Linked DNA regions of Mus musculus: region 2 is linked to region 1. Evidence: chromatin loops called from intact Hi-C (ENCODE). Cell type or tissue: left cerebral cortex. All regions are shown on one strand. Each heading gives the region's core, and the rest is flanking DNA. Links, peaks and the distances in the headings are about the cores only. Region 1 holds the start of Gm31386 (a long non-coding RNA gene). Region 2 has its middle 7.9 kb from the start of Numb.

The links. Peaks named below come from ENCODE experiments on the same cell type or tissue, not always from the same donor. Only the 100,000 strongest peaks of a DNase experiment are listed, where the experiment ranks them.
Region 2: a loop joins it to region 1, with 6 times the contacts of the local background. A loop is called at or near these places in 6 of 42 quality-filtered maps.

Annotation. Positions count from the first base shown.
Region 1 is chr12:83,916,955-83,925,732 of GRCm38, forward strand. Gm31386 (a long non-coding RNA gene) reads left to right here and starts at 4,934. Exons shown (of 3, transcript XR_381772.3): 1 at 4,934-5,451. It also overlaps a transcript of Numb not described here. In left cerebral cortex, for the core only: CTCF peaks have their summits at 1,020 (motif pointing right) and 4,879; DNase peaks (open chromatin) are centred at 1,894, 4,062, 5,078, 6,245 and 1 more place; H3K4me3 peaks cover 2,682 bases; H3K27ac peaks cover 3,739 bases.
Region 2 is chr12:83,845,905-83,854,682 of GRCm38, forward strand. It overlaps a transcript of Numb not described here. Among named protein-coding and RNA genes, the nearest start is that of Numb, 7.9 kb to the left of the region's middle. In left cerebral cortex, for the core only: no CTCF peak of the experiment used is centred there; DNase peaks (open chromatin) are centred at 4,629, 5,208 and 5,673; H3K27ac peaks cover 2,173 bases.

The DNA of each region.
Region 1 (8,778 bases), core at 590-8,589:
TGCAGGACTCGGAAGCATCAGCCCATTTACTTGCATGCTAGCATTATTTCCTGAGTGGGAGAAAACACAGAGTTATGGGAAGCAGCCGGGACTGTAGAGGTCAAGAATAAGTCCAGAAAGTTGCAATAGGACGGTCCTCCTTTGCATATGTCACTGCAGGAAAACTGCCAACAACAGCTCGCTCCCCTCATTTCCTGCAGATCCTCTGGCGCTTCCTCGGCGTGTCAGGATTCTCATGCTCCCTTAGTTTCAAGCCTCCTTTTGCATCAAGATTCCAAAATGCATAGCTTGTATTCTCCAAAAGTTCCCTTTACTCGTGTCCTACTTCTGAATATGTATGCTAAAGACTTGTACAGTATTTCTACATCTGATGATAAAATTCACAGTACGTTATAAAAACACAATTTCTTTGCAACTAAAGGATTTATGGTAACACTAAGGTTTTAAAAATTCGAGCTTTTCAGGTACTTTACTGAATAAAGTACTTTTTTAAAAGGTGGTAAGTTTACTATGGGATCTTTTCTGATAAAGGAATTCTTGAAGTAAAGTAAAAACCACGTAGAAAGAGGGGATTTGTGCTTTTACAGGCTGGGTTCCCAGGCACCACCATTTCCAAGGACTACTATCTGAGCAGCTGGGAACAGGAGGCAGAGAGGCAGAACAGAAGCTATTATAACGGGAAGAGGGACATCCCTGAAATAGAAAATAAGATAAATTAACTATTACTAAGTAAAGTTTCATTTAAAAATCACTCATCTAAGTAAACCTTGATAAGTGCAAGTGAGTCTCAAGTCCAGCGGGGAAAGGTTTCTTTGGGATTCAAAATCTATCATTTATTCAACTACAGGTTAATGAATTTCACTGTAAAATGAGTTGAGCAATCAAAGCTATTCATAGATAAGTATGATTAAATTATGGGTGAATAATACATTAACTGAATAAAGTCCAGTTATTAAAGCAAGTAATCTAATTGCCCAATGTCCAACATTATAAGGAATGAACTTTTTTTAAAGATTTATTTATTTATTATATGTAAGTACACTGTAGCTGTCTTCAGACACTCCAGAAGAGGGAGTCAGATCTCATTACGGGCGGACGTGAGCCACCATGTGGTTACTGGGATTTGAACTCAGAACCTTCGGAAGAGCAGTTGGTACTCATAACCACTGAGCCATCTTACCAGCCCCAGGAATGAACTTTTCTATTTCTCTCCACAGTTAAGATTTTAATTCTTCCATCACTTAGTTTGTGTGTGTATGTATGTACATATATATATATGTACATACATACACATATACATGCATACAAAGACATAAAGTGCAATCACACTAGTGATAGGAATACTGCATTTAATTCAATATAAAAAAAATTGAAAGTTTTTGGAAATTTTATCTACTCCAACCCAACCCCCAAATAGTGAATTTATTTTGTGAAAAGACTATTTTTGAAATCAAACATAAAATGATTATATGGTTTTTGGCCTCCCATTTGGAATTTTATTTTGGAATCAAAATTTTGTTTAATTTAGAACTATCTGAAATAGAATTAAAAAGAGGGGGGGGGAAACCTAAAAAGTATTGATGCAAAGCTGCAGCAATATTTCTTCACAATTTCATAAAACATTAATGAAAGGCTACATAATCCCCTGGATTAAAGATTTTTAAAGAGACCTGCAAGGATTGTCTTTTTCAGTTTTCAGTACTGGTTTCTTTATTCTTGTATCCACAGACCCAGATCTAAAGCAACTCCAGCTAGTTTGAAAATAAGCCATCTGGTTTTCAGCTTGTTTTATGGTGGTGTCACTGTCACGGAGAAAAGGTCTTCACCAAGAGTGGTGGTGTACCCCTCCATACTAGCACTCAGGAGGCAGAGGCAGGCAGGCAGCTGATCTCTTCAGTTCCTGGTCTATAGAGCCAGTTCCAGGATAGACAGGGTTACATAGAGAAGCCTTGTCTCAAAACAAACAAACAAACAAACAAACAAGCAACAGAGTGGGGAAGGGGCAAGGCAGAGGGAGAGGGAAAGAAGGGCTTGCTGTGTAACCCAGGCTAGCCTCTAATCAACATCAATCCTCCTGTTTCATCCTCCCAGGTGTCTGAATTATAATTGTGCACCACTATGCCTGGCAGCCATCTGGTTTTCCAGAGGGGGAAAAAAAAAACTCATCTAAGAATAAGACAAAACATTCAATATACACTTTAACTACAGCTGTAAATACATACTGTAAATTACATTTAGCTTCCTGAGACAAGTATACAAGATATACCGAACCCACTTCACTCTCAGGACAATAGAATCCACACAACAAGAGCTCCTGCACAACCCACAAGTGTCTCCATAGTTAAGCCTCTACCCCATCAGTACTTGTTCTCTCTCCTTTCTCCCTTCTTGGTTTTGTTGTTTAAAGACTGGTCTCTCTCTCTAGCTCAGGACGGCCAATGCCTTCCAGCAATCCTCCTGTCTCAGATGTCAGAGTGCTAATATTAGTCTCTAAGAATAAGAAATCCTTTCATTTTTCTCACTTGCAGTGTTTTCTTTTGTGCTTGTTTATCCTTTATACATGAAATATTCTAAACCAGTTCGATATTGAGTTAGTTGATAGATGTTAATGTCTTTTACAGTACAGTGAAAGGAAAACTGGTAACAGGAAGGCACAGGTGAGGCAGCAGAGGGCCATCTGAGACACCATTGTTTCTCTGCCTCTGTTCCCTGTAAGTGTGCACGCCATGTTCTCAGGATCCACAAAAGTGGATCAGAATCAGAGGCTCAATGCAAGTCCTAGTAATGTCAAACTGTCCAAACTGCCGTTATCACCACCTGAGAACTACTGCAAAATAAGTAACTTAATTCCTCAACATTGAAGGGATACTTCTGCCATAGTGTGCAACTCAAAACAGTTTGTCAAACTTTTCTGACTGAAAGACATAGATTTTACACTGTGACTTAAAACATGTATATAAGAAGTTTCCCTAAACAAGATTTTTCTTTATCAAATGTGAGGCTAGTGTATTCTGTTTTGCTTTCAATAATCAATAAATTTTTTTAAGATCTCAAAAAAAAATGTTTGGGTTAGGGAAGTAGTACTTTTCGATAGAGCCCATGTCTAGCTTGTGTGAGATATTGAGTATCATCCACAGTACTTGGGGGGGGGGACCCTTTATAATAAGTTGTGTTCTCTTTCTCCCCCCCCCTTACCTCTTCAGCAAGATGGACAGGTATTCTGATATTTTAAGGCTGATTACTACTAGTTTTTATTAAAGCAAGTTGTCCTCAGAATATGACTGATCCCTTGAAGAACACTAAGCATCACTTGGGCTGAATTCTTGACCCCCACCCCTAGGCCTTCTGGTTCCGAAACCTCGGGTGGCGCCAACCAATCTGTATGAAGGCATTTCCAATCTTGGATACTTTCTATGTAACAAACCAGTACTGAGTTCTGCACCAGCCACCACTCTAAAAATTCTACAAATACATTAAAAAAAAAAAAACTTTTTGAAATACCTGTAATCTCAGCACTCAGGAGACAGAGGCACTTGAACTCTGTGAGTTTAGGAGAGCCTGGTCTATACAAAAAACAGCCAGAGCTTCTGCGCAAGACCCTTCCTCAAAAATGTATGAATGAATAAAAAATAAATACAATTTAAATCCCTGTAAGTAAAAACTGCCAGTATTACCAGATAAGTGATAGTACAAGAATTCTAAGTTATTTTCAATTTAGCAGGGTATGCCTATCCGCTTCATGAATACCCTCAATCTGATCCAGTCGGTTTTGCTCCTTTAGTTCGGCTACTCCTCCCCTTTTCCTCTCAAATTCCCCATCCTGTTGATGTCCTTATTTTCCAGTATTTTCGCTGTCATTCTAAAACTCATTTCTAAAGCCCTAGCTTCCAAGCCACTGTCACCTTGCTTTTAAGGACGGAGTCTCTGGTTCAGCTTGGCATATTAGTAGCAATTAGTTTCTCCTGTTCTCGGAAGCCCTCACCAGCACCATTGTTAAATGCTCGATCCATTGGCCTGGCCAGCTTCCTTCCACAAGACCACTCACCCACTCCCGGGCAAGTTTCCCCCAGATCTCTCTAACTCCCTCCCTCCAGGGAAATTACTCTTCCCCTCTTACCTCCATCCCATTTTGCTTAAGGGAACTTGCACTTTCCCGCTGAACCCTTACCCTAGTCTCAAATCCCAACTCGGGCGGCTTAAAGCCTTGGCTCCGAGGGTCCTCAGCTCAGACTCAGGTCCCAAACCCGCTGTGGGGGGCAGGGCGGCCGCGGCCCCTCCCCGGAGGAGTTGGTTCAAGGTCTCCACCCCGCAGACCCTTCCTCCCCCGACAGCTGCCCTTCTCTGGGGGTCGCGCCGTACTCGGTGCCTTTCCTCCGCTCCCTGTCACCCCCCGGACCCCGGCCGCCCTCGGTCTCCCCACCTCCTACTTCTCTCCGACAGGGGCCACTCCCAGTTTTGTCGGCCCCCGCGGCTCCCAGAGCACCGAGAAACCCCGGTATCCCCTAGACTCTCCAGCCCCGGAGCCGCTCGCTCCGGGTCCCCCCCTCGCTCGCAGACCCCCGCCGCTCGGGTCTCTTCAGGAAGTCGCGCACACACCGGCCTCCCGTCACTGTCCCCAGGGCCGCTGCCGGGCAGCCCAAGGGACCTCCCGGCCTGGCCCCCGCCGGAGTCCCGCGCCAACCTACCTTCCCAGCTCCAACTCTGCCGGCAGGAACCCCGCCGATCTCCCGCCGCGCCCGACCCCGACACGACCCGGCCCGCAGCCCTGGCCTCTCGCCCGCGGCCTCCGCCTCCGGAGCGCAAAGCTAGAGTTTCCGGCCCGCCACCGCCTCCGCACCTCAGGCCCGCCTCGCCCGCACTCACCTGCCGCTGGCCCTGAACAACTCCGGCGCCTCAGACTCTACCTCCGCCGCCAGTAGCCACCAAGCGCCACCACCTCCCCCATGACAACAGGCCCGCCCCATACCACACTTCCAACTTATCCATTGGGTGGAGGGGCGGCGGCCCTCTGCTGCGATTGGTTGACTCTTCCTGTCCGTCATCCTCTCTTTACCGCCCCTTTTCCTGGACCGAGTCTTCGCCCCCGCCCGGACCTGGACCGGCCTAGATCATGCTTTAGTTGTAATTGGTTGATGATTGGGCAGTTCGAAGTTATGATAGGCTACTGATAGTGTCTGTTACCTTAACTGGCAAGGAGTGTGCTGGCCACGGTTGGTTCAAGCCCTGTGCACAGTTTGGTTGCGCAGTAGAAAGCAAAGACGGGGCAGACGCTCACGTCCGAGGTTACCGGGAAGGGTTAACTCTTTGTTGTGGGGTTGGCGCAATCTACTCTTCCTTTTCTAGTTCTCTTCCAACAAGGGGAAAAATCTCTGCCAGCTTAAGGAGGGAGCGCTTGGAAAACATCGACTTCAGGGGTTGTGTTTAAGAACAGTCCAATTCCTCAGCCGAAAGGTATCTCATAGATCAAAATTTCCCTCGTGTTTTCTTCAAGTTTCCTTGAAGTTCTTTCCGGTAGTTTTCCATGCTTTAGGTTCGGGCAGAGCGCGGCTGTTTATTAAGCAGCAGTCGGGCTCCCATTGCATTTATAAATATCGCCAAGAAATTATATTTATAATTGTACCTGTCGTATTCTAGAGTTTTCCAGCTTCCAGACCCACTTTCCAGGGTCTGCCAAGTAACCAAACAACCATCATCAAGTTTTAAAAACACGGGCAGCAATTTATCCTTATAGTGATTTGGAAATAAGAATTTCACCGTGCCCCCACCACTACCACTTCCAAGCACAACTTGGCTTTTAAGTTTTGGAGCTCTTAAATAGTATTACTAGCTATCTGGCAGATACCAATTAGTCTCAGTCTCTCTTCTCTTCTCTTCTCTTCTCTTCTCTTCTCTTTCTCTCTCTCTCCATCCCTCTTCCCTCCTCCTTCTGCCCCCCCCCCCACGTTTGCTCTTTTTCTACCTCTCCTATCCTAAGCAGCCTAAAATAGAACCATTGAATGAATCGCAGGGTTTTTCCCCCATCACTTGGTACAATACACAAGAATAAATGATCGCATTTCTCGTTCATTTGGGTACAAGTCCCAGTAGGCATTTTTGAGAGATCTGGTGTTGCTATAAAAACTCTCTGCTCCTAGAAATGCATTCATCATTAGCTTTCTCTGCTTTTTCATCCCCAGCGCTTTTCCTGCTCCTAAATAAGAAAATGTGGCCTGATTACTCTTGCAGTTTCTAAGTCAAATTTAAATATACCTTCTCCACAACCCCACGGGGAATAGGCAAAGCTGTGGTAATAGATTTTTAAGGAGGTCTATGCTCTCAAACACAAGGTCTTGGAATAAAGGCCTTCCGGTGGATCCCGGAGTGGACTTTGGAAATTTTGTACTTTGCCTTTTTGCTGTAACTCCTGCCATATCTCTTCTGTTTATTAACCTTCTGCCCTTTACAGAGCAAGCTCCAGAATCTAAAACTATGTAGCTTATTATTATGAGGTAGGGGTTGTGGGGAGGGAGAGCTGTCTATATTTTTAGTTGAGCTGAAATAAACTGCATATTTCTATCATCAAACTAAGTGGAAATTATTCCTCCAGTAACTATACATAACAATGAAGTGGGGTGGTTTTTTTCCCCCTAGTTATCTTCTGGAACCTTCTTCCCTTTTCTCTCATCCTCACCTTCCAATTTAGAAATACCCTCCCATTCAATTCAGTGACTCACAGAAAATCCATAAAAGGAAAGTGTGAAAGCCAAAATAACTCCAGAGATGGCTGAATCATTTCACTGAAGGAAAAGATCACGCACTGACCAAGATAAGATGGAAGTCAGGACAGAAGACCTGAGCTAGCATCTTATAACATGGGAAGTAAATAAGCAAATAGGAAGGGGCCTGGAGAGGCTGCAACATCCCAGCATCCTTTTACACAGCCTTTCAATGCCTCGCCAGCAGCCTCCTTCCCTAGCCTTGATGCTGTGCTGTAGTACCAATTTTAGAGCAAGTCAGAAGGCAATTAATGTCCTAGCAGATCGGAAACAATAGCGTCATAGGAGGGCATGGCCATTATTATGGTGCTCTGGATAATAATGGCCCTTGCACAGCCACAGTGATGAGGTGCCATACAGAACATAGAATTAGGGCAGTCTCGAGAAGGGGACTCGACCACTAAGTTTAGGAACTCAGACTGCTATCACAAAAGTTGGTGAATAATTGCCACAAAGGTCAGCCACTCATTATCTCAACCACTAAAAACAAGCTTTTGTCCTGGGTCGCTCCTACCCATCTACTTCCCAAGGTTCCCCTTTGTAAAATAAGAGGAAAATTAAAATAAATGTGTACAACCAGCAGGAAGAAGAAAAGTTGAAAGAAGGAAGGCTTTAAGATGCACACTTAGAACTAACCAAGGGTGTTGGGTTAACAAAACTGCTCGAAGTCTTTGGTTTTATCCACATGGGGTTAGCCTGCTACCATTGCCCCTTGCTTCGCCTCCCTGCTCTGTGTACTTCTCCAGCACTCCCAGCCCCCCACAGGGCCTCTTAGAAATCAAGAGCCCTGGAGCCTGCTTGTCTGCAGCTCTGTGTTTGGTATGGCTGCCTGTGGAGGTTGCTGTAGATGCTATCTGTTCAGAACCTCTTGATTCAGACCATGATGGCAGGTATGCTAGCGGCAAATGTGACTCTAATGTGACTCAAATGTGACTCTACCAACTGAGTGCAAAATGGGGGACTCACTGTGGTACCCTGATATCTGAGGGGTACAGTAGAAGCCCAGGCCTTCATGGGCTCTAAGGCATTTCCTCTCTACCTTCTTCTTACAGAGCAACATTCAACACTCAAGTCTCCGTTCATTTCTTTTTCTTTTTCTTTTGTTTAGTTTTGGGTTTTGTTTTGTTGTTGTTGTTTTTGATTGTTTGTTTGGTTGGGTTTTTTTTTTGTTGTTGTTTTGGGCATTTTTTTTTTTTTTTTTTTGCTTTTGGTTTTTATTTTATTTATTTGCTTGTTTGTTTGCTTGCTTTTTGGTCTAAAGAGCCAAATCCCACCTTCGATAAGCTCTATGTCTTGCCTGTGGAAGTCTTCAATCCTCCGATCCCCCTTTTCTAGACACAATTCCAGTTCCAGATGGGCTAGAGAAGTAAGTTGCGGTGGGAGCAGACCAGGGCCAGAGTTACCTGCCGCCCCGCCAGCCACTGGAGGCAAGATTACTGATAAGAAGTAGTTAACAAGGTGGAAAGAGTTAGGAAGAAAAGAGGGGCTTGGGGAGGAGAAAGACCTGAGGAAAGAAGAAGAGAAAGCAAGAGAGAAGCCGCCATGAGAGACAGAAAACTGGTCTGGGAGCCCAGGAGAGCGCTGAGCCAGCCCTCCCCTCCGGAGGCTGCCCCCTCCCAGTGCTGCCTGTGGACTTTACACTGGCTTGCTTAAGTGCACTGATAGGTAAAGTGCAGTGTCTGCCACTCACTCGTTAAAGGAAAAAAGTGCCTGGGATGCATTCTATAAGGCTCTTGTTCCGTATCTTCTTGGGAAGCCTCCCCAAGTTCAAAGACTGCTGCTCTGGCAGCTGGTCAGAGCTGACAAAGGAAGGACAGATTTATGTAGCCAAGCCAAGGACATGTCTTCATAAAGGTGACCTCTGGCTGAACACAAGGCAAAAGATGATTTTACCATCCCAAGCAGAAGAACTTCTAATAGATGGAAGTGCCAAGCCGTTTTTCCCGTGCTGGAACTGAGCACTGTGGCTTCAAAGTTCAAGACTGGTTTGTGGATGAGAAGGCAAAGTGGGGGAGAGTGTGGA
Region 2 (8,778 bases), core at 600-8,599, 71 kb before region 1:
CATCAGTATGATTTTCCCCATTTGTACTTTTTAGTTTGTGTCCTTCCATTCAAATTCACTATGGGCAACTGATGTTGCTTCACGTATAACTTAAATCACCCCCTTTTCTCTCATGCCTAAAGACCTCGCCTTCACCTCAACATATGCGGTTTAATGAAAGCTGGAAGCTTATTGTGTGCGATCTAGCCCTATTGTTAAAACTAGTGCAGAAATTAGTAAGACTACTTTCTTGACTTTAAGTGACTCTATAATAATAGAGAAACCCTCAAGCCGGTATTTCCCATAAGCAGTCACAATCTGAGTTAGGTTTTAGGAACCAAAATCAGTGACAGATGGTAGGGTATAAGAATAAAAAGTAAACCGGGCATGGTGGTGCACACCTTTAATCCCTGCACTCGGGAGGCAGAGGTAGGCGGATTTCTGAGTTCGTGGCCAGCCTGGTCTACAAAGTGAGTTCCAGGACAGCCAGGGCTATACAGAGAAACCCTGTCTTGAAAAACCAAAAACCAAAAACCAAAAAAAAAAAAAACAAAAAACCCAAAACCAAAAACCAAAAAAACCAAACAAGAATAAAAAGTATTTCAACTAAAGGCAATGTGGTGGTTTGAACATGCTTGGCCTAGGGAGTGGCATTATTTGGAGGTGTGGCATTGTTGGAGGAAGTGTGTCACTGTGGCCATGGGCTTTAAGACTCTCATCGTTGCTGCCTCGAAGCAAGTCTTCTCCTGTTTGCCTTTGGAAACAAGATATTGAACTCTCAGCTCCTCCTGCACCATGCTTGCCTGGATGCTGCCATGCTCCCACCTTGGTGATAATGGACTGAACCTCTGAACCTGTAAGCCAGCCCCAATTAAATGTTGTTCTTATAAAAGTTGCCTTGGTCGTGGTATCTGTTCACAGCAATGAAAACCCTAACTAAGACAAACAACTACATCAATAAAAGTATAGATGCCAAAAATCCAGTATTAGGTGGTGGATCAGCAAGGAGTAGCAGAGATGAGGCCAAAGAATCTAAAAGGAACTAGGATTTATGGGAATCAGAAGGTGTTTAAAGGATTTAAACCCTGACTTGGATGGTCAGACTTGTGATTTGGTTTAACCACTCTGGTAGTAATATGGAAAACAAATATGAAGGGGAAAGGCTTCCAGACACGTTATAATGAGAACTTAAACTAGGGTACTGGTGGTGGCCTTGGTGGAGACAAGGGAACTGAAAAACTTAGAGGAAAGCAGTAGTAAGAATAGAGTCAAGTTGATACAACTAAGCTCCAGAATGTATTCCCCCAAGATGATAAATCTGTTAAATCAAGGGTTGTTTTCAGACCCTCTCACAGGGGTTGCTTAAGACCATCGGAAAACTCTGATACTTACATTATGATTCATAATAGTAGCAAAGTTAGAGTTATGAAGTAGCAACAAAAATAATTTTACGGTGTGGGTCACCACAAAATGAGGAACTGTATTTAAGGGTTGCAATATTAGAAAAGTTAAGAGCCACTGTGTTAAACCATTAATTAACATCTGGACTACAATTGGTCCAATTGGTAAAATCAGCCTAACATATTCAATTCTATCTCTGGTTCAGTGCTTCACATAGGCAGTGAGCCAAGTAAACAGCAACAGGGTACAGCTTTATCACAAACAAGTAAATTAACACAAATAATTATAGAACAAATAAAATTCATTTTAAAAGTTCATAGCTGTCGGTCAGAAGTTCATTTACAAGCAGATTCAGGGAAAGTTAGACAAACAAAGGGCTTGTTTATGTACTTTGGTTTTTGTTTTGCTTTTGAGATCAGAGTTGACATAGCCCGAGCTGGCTTTGAACTTTATGGGTGGCCGAGGATGACCCATAAAGTTTCTGTTCTCCCAAGCAGGTATATAATAATTCAGCCAGCCAATCACCTTAATCTTTCTTTTCTCTTCTTTCCTTTTCTTTCCTCCTTTTCTGAGTCCTTCTTTTCAAAGGAAACAATTTAGCTCTCAATAAATTTAGCTTTTGGTATATTTGAGTTTGCTTACATTTCAGTTTAACTTAAAAAAAAAAGGCTGCGTGCTATAAGCCTGCCCCAATTAAACGTTGTCCTTATAAGAGTTGCCTTGGTCATGGCATCTCTTCACATCAAAGGAAACCCTAACTAAGACAAGAACATTACACTGGGCTTCTGTTCCAAGATGAGGTCTGTGTATGCTCACTTCCCCATCAATGTCATTATTTAGGAGAATGAGTCTTTGGTTGAAATCTGAAATTTCTTGGGTGGAAAGTACCTTTCAGGGTTTGGATGAGGACAGGTGTTGCTTGTTCTGTCTCTTGAACCCAGAAAGATGAACTAATCCTTGAAGGAAATGATACTGCACTTGTTTTAAATTCAGCTGCTTTGATTCAGCAAGCCACAATGGATGGCATCGATGTGTCTGAAAAGGCAACAGTGCAGCAGGCTGATGTGCAAGACCTAAGTGACCCAGCTTCAGAAACAAGATCCTAATTCCAAGTACAAGATGGGCTCTTTGGGGACAATGAAAGACTTATATTGGGGGGAAAGCCCCACAATAAAAAGTTGAGCCTGGAAATATTTAGGGAAAAAATGTAAGGGCAGGGGGTAGAGTGTGACTCAGTGACAATGATGGGGAGGGGGGTCACCCACTTTTTTCTGGGAAACTAGATTGGTGTTACACATTGTTTAAAAAGCAGTATTAAAGCCAGTATTAGTGCTAGAATTATCTTTCAACAGCCAGTTGGACTACCCACAAGCTAGCCCTTTTGAACACACTTAGATACTGAGGAAACTCCAAGACAACTGAAACTGCTTGCTCTGGTTTCTGAAAGTTCAGATCCAGTTATGGCTGTTCCAAACATTACGCAATAGGTTTTCTGCTATCACAAGCCTAAGTGAACCCTACCTAGGCAACCCTGCAAGCATCTGCACCTGCTTCCCTAATGTTGCAACCTTATATGCAGCAACAGTTTCTCAAGTAGTCTCTCTTTGCCTACTTTAGCAGTGTAGCCTGAGCTGGTAACATGAAGAAAAGTAGAGCAGATAAGAGTAGCAGCAGCAATGGCAGAAACAGCAGGACAATAGCCATGAGAGCTGAGCAGCCATCAGCCAAGCTGTGAACATGACAGAGTGGCCAGGTGCACTGACAGCTGCAAAGGGGGTGGGACTTAAAGACTGGCAGCTGACAGTGGTGGAGGTGGTGAAAGATGGGGAGTAACTGCCTGCTTGACATTGGCATCAGTGACAACAGCCACATAAAGAGACAGCTGACTGTTCAAAGGGGTGGACTGGGCAAGATGAGGATAGAGGGCTTCAGCTGAAGAAACTGAAGACTGGACAGACCCAGAGAAGTGAAAATGTTCTCCAGAAGAGTTCAAAAAGCTATCAAGGGGCTGGTGAGATGGCTCAGCAGGTAAGAGCACCCAACTGCTCTTCCAAAGGTCCTGAGTTCAAATCCCAGCAACCACATGGTGGCTCACAACCATCCGTAATGAGATCTGACTCCCTCTTTTGGTGTGTCTGAAGACAGCTACAGTGTGCTTACATATAATAAATAAATAAATCTTTTAAAAAAAAGCTATCAAAATTTGAAATCCCAGTACCTAAGCCTGTCTGGAAGCAGCAATGCCAATCGCTGTCCAGAACTAGATAGGAACTCTTAACATTTGCAGGCCCAATAGCCACCTTAACTAGCACATCCACATGAGCTATTAACACTAGAGTGTTAACACTATCCTAGTCTGCCTCCTGCCACCACATGCTACTCCAAAACACTGAGAGATGCAAAAGCTAACAATTAAGGAATTCCTCCTGGCCTTCCCTGGATTTCTGGCACCAGCAGAGCACTTACTTACCTACCATGCACAAGAACCTGGCTTCAATTTTTAGCCCTTCAAAAACTCCATACAACCAAACATGACTCTTCTTGTAACTACAAACTATTTTTGAAAGCTTACATTATTACTGCTCCTGCATGTGTATCTATGACATGAGTGTGACTACTGGTGTGCAAGTGCCACAGCATACCATGTGGAGGTCAGATGGTAATTTTTAGGGAGTCAATTCCACTATGCACCCCAGGAATCCAACTCAGGCCATCAGGTTTACAAAGTTAATATTTATACCTGCTGAGCCATCCTGCCAAGCCCTAGTTTTATTTTTTAATTTGGAAAACAACTGGTGAACCCAATTTATGATTCATGAATACTTAAGTATATTTTAAGCATACTTAAGTAATATTTTATAGATTAAAAAATGTTATGCATATACTCAAAGCCAGACACTTCAGTGCTAGCACACCTACAAGGCTAAGATGGGAGGATCATGAGTTCAAACCCAGGGTATGCTAAACAGGGAGAGTTGAAAATATAAAAGACAGTAAAACAATATGGCCATCACACATTCATAGGCTGATTTTACTAGGAACATATTCAAGAACTTACCTTTACTTAAAAAACAAAATTTAATTTTGCTCTATGTAGGAACAACTGATTTAGCAAAGGAAGATGTTGGTGACAAAGGGCAGAGTTCCTGAGAATCATAACCTACTTTTTATACTGACTCTCCTCTCCTAAGCATCTGTCAAGTGTAGGAAGGTGCTGGAATCTGGAGAGGCAGACGAGAATAAAAATATGCTCGGTTCCAAGAATGAGAAGTGAGAAGAGGGGATGAGAAGAAGCGGAAAAGTGGCAGGGGAGGGGAAAGTAGGAAGCAAGAGGAGGGGAGGGAAGAATGAGAGGGAAGAGGAGGAGGGCAGGACAGGGATATGTCTCCCTTCACAAGTATCTTTACGTTGTCTTCAGCTCTTTTAACCTCACTAATCATTCTCTTACCTTATTTGCATCCCTGTTCCCTAACCAAAGTTATCAGCAAACACTTCTAAAACATACCTCTGTCTCCACCGCCGGAACCACCACAGCCCAATTCAACTTCATCGCTTGTCTGGAGTAAAGTGAAAACTAGGACGCATTTCTATTGTTCCTCTCTGATCAACCATGTACACGGTAGCTAAAACTTTATATTCACTGACGACTGAGTGTAGAAGTCTGTTTTCTCTTTCCAACGTGAGGGTCCCAGGGATCAAATTCAGATCAATAAACTTGGTGGCAGGTACCCTAATCTGCTGGGCCATCTCAAGTCCCAGAATAATCTTTTAAAAATAGATTATGGCACCATGTAAACATCCACTTGCTTTCTAAATGTATCTGCAAATCAAATTGAAACTAAGCTTTTAGTGACTCAGATGCTTAAAACAGCATGCAGATATAAATACTCAGTAAATGTTCATATACTAAGGTATGGCCCCTGTCTGACTCTCAGCTTGGAATGGCAGTCTCCTTAACTAAGTCGTTATGGTTCTTTGGTTTCCTGAAGCTTATTTCCAGTTGGAGCCTGCTGTTTCTTTTTCCTGAAACAGTTTCTTCTTGGCTTTTCAAGAGCTTATTTCTTTGTAATATGTCCAAGTTTCGCCTTCAATGTCATCGACTGATGACATCAATGAGGTCATTTTCACTTTCCAAAAACTTTCCCTATAATTCGTTTTTTAAGAAAAGATGTATCTGTTTTAAAGGTTTTAGAATTATTGTTAAATTTCTGTATATGAGTCCCTTGCTTGCATGTATGTGTGTGCACTCCATGCATACCTGGCTTCCATAGAAACCAGCAGACGACATCAGGTCCTAGTAGAACTGGAGTTACAGATGGTTATGGGACTCCTCCTGGGTGTCGGAAGCTAAACCCAGGCTGACTCCAAGAGTAGCAAGCACACTCAATCACTGAGCCATCTCTCCTGTCCTTTACAATTCTTTTTAAAAAACAAACAAGCAGGGTATCTGTATTATGTATCTCTGACTGTCCTAGAACTTGCTATGTAGCCCAGGCTGACCTCACAGAGATCCAACTATGTCTGTCTCCCAAGTGCTAGGATTAAAGATGTGGGCTTCTAAAGTTAACCCCATTTTATTACACAACTCTTCATTTCTTTCAAAGTGCTTTAACTGGTCACTAATATGAATGTTACAATTTTTACTATGATTCATCATATCTACATGTTTCCCTTAATTACTAATATCACCTTGAGTCCAACAAAATACTGTGTAAGATGGAAGAAGAGTCAGGATAAGAAAATTAAACCATATCCTCAGGTGGGGGTATGGTACTTACTTACCTAGCACGGGGAAGACGGAGTTTGGGATAACCGAAGTGTGACTGTGTGTATGTGTATACATATATTCCATCCTTTAACAGTTTTGAATGATTTAAGTATACAGTGACAATAGAGAAAGGGGCATTTTAAGTAGGATGAGGTAAAGAACCACACTATACTGTATATGTAAAGATGTGTGTTTTATCAGAGGTAGTAGTAGGAGTTAGGAACACTGCAGCCTTCATTTGTAGGCAGTCAGGATACAGAGTCAAGGGAAACAGTAATCTATGTCTTGGTGGAACTGGCAGTCACCTCCAAGAACACCAAGGTTTTTAAATGAATGACGTAATTGGTAAGCTAAGGAATCAAAATCCAAAAGCCTAACCATCAAGAAAGACACTGGCTCACCAGCAGCCTCTGTTCTTTTTACCTGCTGGATCGTCATCCTTGACATGGAACTTGCAGTGGGCTTTCCTGAGCCTATACATACATGCCTGCCTACCTGATCAGAATTACCCACTTACATATGAATTAAGTAACCAGATTCGTCCTGGCTTAGTTCCTCATTTGCATACAGATAGGACCAAACTGGCCCATTCTCAGGACACAAACACCCTCTGCTCCCAAAGCATTACTTGGCAACTCATTAGAGAGCTGAATCTTTATTTCCTAATAACCTTGGCTCGCCTGCCCTGCTTGTATTGTCTTTATTCCTCATTCTTCTCCATCATGAGACAAAAAACTTGGCTCTGACTCAAGGAACTGGTAATACTAGATGCCATCAACTGCAAAATGTACCACTATTTTATATTTCACTAAAGAAAAATGCTGCTGAAAGTGTTAATAAATCTCCATTAATTATGAGTTTTCTAGAAAGCACTGTAAAAATGAAGACATGGATCACTGGCTACTCACTCAAGCCTCATCAGCACGAGGAGAAGCCACAGAGCCCATCACACAGCAGCAGCTGTTTATAGTCTTCATTTGCCTGCTCACGCTGGCCCATCCTCTTAGCCGTAGACTGTCTACATTACTGTGCTTTAGATGCACCTCTTCTTGATTACAGAAGATAGTTCAATCTTTTTTTGTAATTCAAATAGAATATGACAGAAAGATACACATATGTATATACACATACTTTTCAAAATTTGAGACCACACATGTACTTATGGACTACAGATTATAGCCGACCATGAGAGAAATATAAAGACAATTATAGAAACCTCACACTTGGAAAAATATATATAATTAATAATAAAAAGACTCATGGGCCAGGGCCACTTTTAAATTAGATTAGAAAATAAAAATAGGATATGTCTGCCTAGCATGTGTGAGGACCTGGGTTCAATTCCCTGCACCACAGAAAAAAAGAAAAGGAGGGGAAAGAAAAGTTGATAAGTTTCTATCTTAAGGAATCATAAATAGAAAAAAAGCTCATAACAATGAGAAAACAGCACTCTTTTTGATATAATATTTATTTCTCTTATATAAGTACACTATAGCTGTCTTCAGATGCACCAGGAGAGGGCATCCAATCTCGTTACAGATAGTTGTGAGCCACCATGTGGTTGCTGGGATTTGAACTCAGGACCTCCAGAAGAGCAATCAGTGCTCTTAATTTCTGAGCCAGCTCTCCAGCCCCCAAAACAGCATTCTTAATAACACTCTAGGCTAGATTATCCAGCTAATTATCTATAAAACAATACAAAGTAATTAGCAAAATTATATTTAAAAAAAAAAAACCCTAAAGAGTTACTAGTGCGCTAACAATATGGAGCAGAAACTACTAGACACAAATGTATGAAAAGGGTTGACAAATGGCTCAGCAATTAAAAGTAGTTAAGAAGCTGGGCATGGTGGTGCACGCCTTTGATCCCAGCACTCAGGAGGCAGAGGCAGGCGGATTTCTGAGTTTGAGGCCAGCCTGGTCTACAAAGTGAGTTCCAGGACAGCCAGGGCTATACAGAGAAACCCTGTCTCAATAAATAAATAAATAAATAAATAAATAAATAAATAAATAAATAAGTAGTTAAGAGCATTGGCTGCTCTTCCAGAGAACCCAGGTTTAATTCCCAGCATCCACATGGTGGCTCACTGCTATCCATAACTCCAGTTCCAGGGCATCAGATACCTCTTTGAATTTCCAAATTCTCTTATAGATATGCTGTACACATACACACAGAATATAATAAGGAAAGATTTTTAAAAATCATGGTAGGGCATGCATATGACCAATACATCCACACATATACATACATACATGCATCTATATCAAGCACAAAGCTAATCTATGAACACAGACTTAAATTGGGAACCATGTCTCCTATGCTCCATTATGCATGAACTCAAGGTTCTGCCAAGCCTTCCCTGCCATCATGGACTCACACTCGTGGAGGGTGTGAGCCAAAACCACCTTCTCTAAATTGTTTCTGTCAGGTATTATCATCAGAGTGATGCAACAGTGACTAATACAGTACATAGGGCACCCGTTGGTGTCAGGTCTGTAAGCTGTTATTTCACAAGACTCACAACAGATTTGAATTCGGTCAAATTGGTGATTTTTCTCTAAGTCTAATTTATTCAACATTAATTTTGGTTTATGTATATTGTAGCCTAAACTTTGCTCAAATAAATTTA